Regions from separate parts of the Homo sapiens genome. Here region 1 is linked to region 2. A link is a contact called in ENCODE Hi-C or POLR2A ChIA-PET data. All regions are on one chromosome and are shown on one strand. Each heading gives the region's core, a stretch centred on a gene start or an enhancer-like site at or near the end of the contact. The rest is flanking DNA. Distances are from core to core; before and after follow the strand shown. Region 1 overlaps EGFR (epidermal growth factor receptor). Region 2 has its middle 33 kb from the start of EGFR.

Region 1 (3,137 bases), core at 178-2,677, 150 kb before region 2:
TGCCCAGCACAGCTGCAAACTCATGTATCTCTAATTAAGTTAACAAGCAGAAGACTTGAAAATAACATCTCTTTATTTTGAGTTAGGGAACAGAATACCCAAACTGGTGGACTTCCAACCCCATGATTCTCCTTCTAGCCATTAAAAGAATCCAAAGCCAAGCTTGTGATTTGTAAAATATACACTAAGTAGAGTGAGAATACCTCTTGGGAGTTCCCACCCTCTTGGGAGTTCACTGATGCTTCTGATCACAGGAAGGCCAGTTCACAAGGGACTGTGGAATATGCTTCCAGTGACATCATCAAACTTCTACAGTGTGAAGATTGTGATGGTACCATTATGGGATGATCTCTAGCCAGTTATCTCAACATGCTGGGTCTCAGTGCTCAGTGTACTCTGATTGACATGGGGCCAGCTCGGCGAATTTCACAGGGCAGTTGTGAGCAGTACTGAGATCATGGACATGAAAGGGCCTCAGAAATCATAGATCTCTCTAAATATGGAGCATGACACTGAGGCTTCACATGGCAGCAACTATTGCAATCTATTTCTGCCTATGTGCCTTCAATGATAACTGTTTTACCTTCATTGGTTTTTAAACTAATAATCTTAAATCACTTTCCATTTTTTATGGGCAACTGAATGGCTAGTAAATCAGAAATGAATTTGACCTGTTATTGGACTATAAGAAACAAAATTGGGCTAAAAAAGATTTCAGAAAGCAATACCCGTTGATCTGTTATGTATTCAATACAATAGTTTCATTTTGAGTCCCTACTGTGTGCCGGGCAGCACCCTTTGCCCTGGCAGGCAGTTTCTCATAACGTTTCCATTTTAAACACAAGGACACACAGGAAACAAGGCTTTTGGACGGAGGAAGGCAGATGATTTACCTGGAACTGAACCTGGATATGGCTGGGGTGGGCCTCACTGTGTCCTGAATCCTGGAACTGGACCTGCATGTGGCTGGGGTGGGCCTCGCTGAGTCCTGAGTCCTGGAACTGGACCTGTGTGTGGCTGGGGTGGGCCTCACTGAATCCTGAGTCCTGGAACTGGACCTGGATGTGGCTCGGGTGGGCCTCACTGTGTCCTGAATCCTGGAACTGGACCTGCATGTGGCTGGGGTGGGCCTCGCTGAGTTCTGAGTCCTGGAACTGTATCTGTGTGTGGCTGGGGTGGGCCTTGCTGAGTCCTGACTCCTGAGCAGGGGACATTGGAGAAAGGACAGGATGCTGGCTTCGATTCAAAATCCCTCTGTGTGAGAGGATAGATAGCAGTGAGCGTGCTGGGCCTGGCTTTCCTTCCTAGACAGAGGGTGAGTAAACGCCTCCTCTCGGGCCAGCATTCTACTTGTCTAATCTCTGCGCTGAGACTTTTGCTTACTCATGTTCAGGGGCTCTCTCTTTACACACAGGCATACTTTTGAACTGAATAATACCACTTCCCCTCCAAAAGTCTGTGGGCCAGGCCGGTGCTTGCACTCTGTGCCTCCACTGTGTCCAGGGCATCTGCCTTGCTGCTTCAGGGCCGTGTGGCTCCTCCAGTGGCGCCTCAGACCTGCCAGAGAAGGGCAGTGCAGAGCCAGGGCGGCAGGAGCCCCAGCAGAGCTGGCCTCTCCCTTCCTGGCTCGCTGGGGAGCCGACAGCACCACAGAACCCGGGGTGGGACAGAATGGGGCAGTGTGGACGTGGGGATGACGGAGATTGCATGATTATCACCAAAGGTGAGCTCAGAGACATCTGGTAGAAGGTAGGGGGAGATACAGAATTCCTAAATGGGGTTGGCATCAAAGATCACTGCTGGAAAATCGGCTTCAAAACCCGGCCAGCTGACTTCAGGAAGCCAGCTCTTTGTTCAAAGTCAAGACTGCCCTGTGCTACCTCCCTTCCCCTCTGACTTCACGTCCCTCTTTGTTACTGGAGAGCTGGTGAGCACCAGGCAGTAGAAAGGTGCCAAGGGCTGCTGGGGGCTGCAGACTGCACAGCCCAGCCCAGCCTCCACCACCCCAGCAGGCTCACTGGGCAGCTCACTCTTTCTTCCTCAGCTTTGCATGAGACAGCTCAGTGCTGCCTGCCAGGGTGCAACTCTTCTCTTCCTAGACAGGCCCTCACAACCGAAGGCACCCTAGCAAGGTGATGTGCAGGTAAAGACAGGCAGGGCTGCCGGGAGTTCACCTCGCTGGGCGCTGTCTCACCCAGTCCACACACCTTTTCTCCTCTATCTTCTATTCAGTTCAGGCCCGTGACTCACTCCTTGATGACAAAGGCTGAGTAATATTTCCCATATGAAGCTGTTTATTTGCTGGTTGAGCTGTCGCCCTAGAAGTCATGTGAATACCAAGCATGGCTGAGAAGCTCCGTGGCCAGATGGAGTCAGCCACAGAGGTTGCATGATGACCCTTTGGCCAGGCTCACTCCACCCTGCTCTGAGATGCACACCAGGCACCAAAGTTGCTTGTTCTTTTGTTCATTAATTCAACTACAACATATCTAGTAAAGTAGCGCGAAGGTAGCTGCTAAGGATGAATCAGAAGTACTCACTGCCCTGAAGGAATATGTGAGTCCTTTGGGGAGGCAACTTTACACATGAAACAGTCACAGGACATCTCAGAGCCATGCAGTGTAGAGGTGTGCTAAAGGAACACACGTCAGAAAGAGAAGTCAGTCAGCTCGAGAACTGGGACGAAAGCACCAATATTCCTCATTACCAAGCAAATGAAAACATAATACTTCACATTCAGATTAGAAGACTACCTTGCCTACAAGTGCCAAGTGTTGGGCTTGGTGACTTCACCATACGTAAAATACATAGTCCCACCATTTACCACTAAAAATAAAGTTTCTTCCATTTCTTTTTTTTATGCCTTCCCATCCTCTGGATTCGAATTGGGGGATACAAGTTATTATCCTTCCTGGTTTGTTCATAGTTATCTGTAAGAAACACATCTTCATTCATTCTTCTTATAGTCAAAAATCCTGAAACAGATATGTAATTTGCAAGGAAATAAAAGATCTCTGACTCAAAAATTGGGATTGGAAATTCTTTTTGCAAATGTTTATCTGCAGAGAGATTTTGTTTGGCTTCCGTGGGGTGGTGCATATCCACCCCTAGCCCAAGATGGTTTAAATGTTCTTTTA
Region 2 (3,538 bases), core at 667-3,166:
CCCATTTTTCTTATTTATATTGTTATTTAATTTTAAAATTTTTATTTTGAGATAATTATAGATTCACATCTACAAAGAAATATATGAAATAGTACAGAGATTCTGTTTAGCCTCCATCCAGTTTCCTTCAAAGATAGCATCTTGCATATATACATTATATAGTACAAAATCACAACCAGGAAATCAACTTTGATGCAATCCACTGACCTTATTCAGATTTCATGAGCCTTATATGTACTTATATGTGTATGTGTTTAATTCCATGCAATTTTATCACATGTGTAGATTTGTGTGACCACCACAAACCAAGACGCAGAATAATTCTATCACCAGGATTCTTCAAGCCTTGGCACCAAGAATGTGTTCTCCATCCCTGTAATTCTGTCATTTCAAGAATATCACATACATGGATTCACATATTAGGTAACTAACCTTTTGATACCGGCTTTTTTCACTCCACATAATCCCCCGAGATCCATCCATGTTGTTGCATGTATCAATATTTCATTCCTTTTTATTGCCGAATACTATTCTGTGGCATGAATGTGTCACTGTTTGTTTAACCAGTCACCTGGTGAAGGATATTTAGGTTGTTTCCAGTTTTAAGGTATCACCAGTAGGCATCTATGTACACTCATGTGCAGGTTTTTGAGTGATTTTCAGGGACCCCCCCCGAATAGACACATGTGAGTACAGTTTCTGGGTTGTATGATATGTGCAGGTTTAGTCTTTAGAAACCGCCCCACTCCAGGATCAGTGGACTATTTTACATTCCCACCCGCAATGTGTGAGCCATCCCATTTCTTTGTGTCCTTACAAATGTTTGGTATTATATTAAGTGCTCATGGTAATCACAGTTACATCCTTTTCTATAATCACTATTCACCACAATTATTTCTTTCCATAGTTATATACTTAAATGTATTGAATACTCAGTACCATAAATGCTGTGTTTGGATTAGTGTAGGGATCTTATGAAGCACTTTTGTTGCGCTTTGTGTTTAAAAATCTTATTTAAAAAAACTATTGATGCAATAATCTCTCTAGATTCTTACGTGTTTGAGAACTTCTGTGGCCTTTCTACCTGAAGGAGAAATTTACTGTGTAACAATTCTGGTGGGCAGTTTCATTTATCTTCTGGCATTTCTGGTTACTATAGGAAACCCTACTTCCTCCCCAAAATGTAACTCGCTTTTTTTCCCCCTGAATACTTACATGATTCTTCATCCTTGAGATACAGTAATTTCACGGGCTGTGCCTTGTTGTGTGTTCTCCAGAATGTGTTTCTTGTGGGTTAATCTGCATTGTGAAATATTTCCTTATTCCAGAAAAGCCTTCTCATAGCTTTGAATATTTTCTGTTTACTTTTTCCTGTTCTCTTCATAAGAAATAACAATTCATTTAGCCTCTGGCAGACCCTCTTGGCTTGGAGTCCATAGGAACAGCATTTGACACAGCTCTCCCTAGCATCTCGTGGTGCTGTTGTGGTCTTCAGGGGACACTCACTGTCCCTAAGACCTCAGGGCATCTTACAGCTCAACCTATGGCTGACATCTCCTGACTGGGAACCCTCTGTCCTGCTCAGCCACACTTGAGTCTTGGCCCCAGACAGGCAGTGGCTGCCAGGTGAGCTTCACTGCTTGTCACATGGGTTTGTACATTTCTTTGAATTGTTTATGAAGGGTTCAAGGAGGGGGAATAAAACAAAATGACAAGGTCCATCTGAATAGGAGAGCTCGGCCCTCTTCACCTCGCTGTCCTCCTGCTCCAGGCAGTGTTGACGCAGAGCTGGATAATCCTTATGGAATGTTTGGACAAATGAGCAGATGCAGAAGTGATATTCTGCACCAAGCAGAGTCATCGAAGATGAGAGTGGCTGCAATCAGCTAAAAGAAATCACCAAGACTGGCTCTGACAACTGTGACTGAGTGAGTCATGAAGAACTCATTTAATATTTTTGACCATTTCCTGAATTGCCCACATACAAACCCAGTAAATGATTCATTGTTATCCATTCTCATTGTGAAAATTGCTGAAATAAAATGATCATTATGGTCCAATAATTTTGGTTGCAGCACTATTCACAACAGCAAGAATATGGAATCAATCTAAGTGTCCATGAACGGATGAAAGGATAAAACAAATGTGGTATACACACAATGGAATATTATTCAGCCATGAAAACGAATGAAATCCTGTCATGTGCAGCAATATGGATCCTATCATTTGCGGTAACTGGATGTTAAGTGAAATAAATCAGGCACAGAAAAACAAATATCACATGTTCTTACTCATATATGCAGATAAAAAACTGGATCACCTGAAGATAGAGAGTAGATTGGTGGTTATCAGAGTCTGGGAAGGGTACATGGGGAGGGAGAGATGAGAGAGAGAAAAAAGAATCTGAACATAGTTATTACCACTCAACTGTACTCTTGAAAATGGTAAAGAGGGGATCCCATTGAGTTAAAAAAGCTTCTGCACAGCAGGGGAGACAGTCAATAAAGTGAAGGGACAACCCACAGAATGGGAGAAAATATTTGCAAACTACCCATCTGACAAGGGATTAATAACCAGAATATATAAGGAGTTCCAACAACTCTATAGGAAAAAGTCTAATAATCAGATGAAAAAATGGGCAAAAGATCTGAATAGACATTTCTCAAAAGAACACCTACAAATGGCAAACAGGCATATGAAAAGTTGCCCAACATCACTGATCAGAGAAATGCAAATCAAAACTACAATAAAATATCATCTCACTCCAGTTAAAATGGCTTTTATCCAAAAGACAGGCAATAACAAATGCTGGTGAGGATGCGGGGAAAAGGGAACCCTTGTGTGCTGTTGGTGGGAATGTAAATTAGTGCAACCACTACAGGGAACAGTTTGGAGGTTCCTCAAAGAACTAAAAATAGAACTGCCATATGACCCAGCAATCCCACTGCTGGGTATATACCCAATAGAAAGGAAATCAGTGCATCAAAAAGATATCTGCACTACTATGTTTATTGCAGCACTGTTCACCATGGCCAAGATTTTGAAGCAACCTAAATGTCCGTCGACAGAGGTAGGGATAAAGAAAATGTGGTACATATACACAGTGGGGTACTATTCAGCCATAAAAAAGAATGAGATCCTGTCATTTGCATCAACATGGATAGAACTGGAGGTCATTATGTTACATGAAATAAGCCAGGTGCAGAAAGACAAACTTCACATGTTCACACTCATTTGTGGGAGCTAAAAATGAAAACAATTGACGTCACAGAGATAGAGAATAGAAGGATGGTTACCAGAGGCTAGGAAGGGTAGCAGGGAAGTTAGAGAAGTGGGGATGGTTAATGGGTAAAAATATGTAGTTAGAGGGAATTAAATAAGATCTAGTATTTGATACCATAATGGGGTGACTACAGTCAACAATAATTTATTGTACATTTTTAAATGACTAAAAGAGTATAATTGGCTTGTTTGTAACACAACGACATGAGAAATGCTTGTGGTGATGGATACCCCATTTACCTTGATGTGATTATTG

Evidence for each region. A loop is a pair of places that touch in the nucleus more often than their neighbours do. ChIA-PET counts read pairs that join two places held with the same protein, here RNA polymerase II (POLR2A). Pooled maps may share reads with other maps.
Region 1: a pooled map shows a loop between it and region 2 (2.0-fold over the local background). The contact joins two enhancer-like sites. A Hi-C loop is called at or near these places in 2 of 168 maps with a recorded cell type or tissue (PC-3 and endothelial cell of umbilical vein), 1 of 37 single-sample maps with no recorded cell type and 10 of 50 pooled maps. POLR2A ChIA-PET finds 5 or more read pairs at or near these places in 2 of 52 experiments (MCF 10A and PC-9).

The regions. Positions count from the first base shown.
Region 1 is chr7:55,132,186-55,135,322 of GRCh38, reverse strand. The region is part of intron 1 of EGFR (epidermal growth factor receptor); the gene reads right to left. Among named protein-coding and RNA genes, the nearest start is that of EGFR-AS1, 55 kb to the left of the region's middle. RefSeq lists enhancers at 1,544-2,543, 1,484-2,683. Within about 2 kb of position 1,427, at least 25 of the 41 ENCODE cell types and tissues checked have a DNase peak (open chromatin) inside an H3K27ac peak, as active enhancers do; they include PC-3 and PC-9, where a contact is called at or near this core.
Region 2 is chr7:54,983,914-54,987,451 of GRCh38, reverse strand. No RefSeq gene overlaps it. Among named protein-coding and RNA genes, the nearest start is that of EGFR, 33 kb to the left of the region's middle. RefSeq lists an enhancer at 1,145-2,344. Within about 2 kb of position 1,916, at least 3 of the 41 ENCODE cell types and tissues checked have a DNase peak (open chromatin) inside an H3K27ac peak, as active enhancers do; they include PC-3 and PC-9, where a contact is called at or near this core.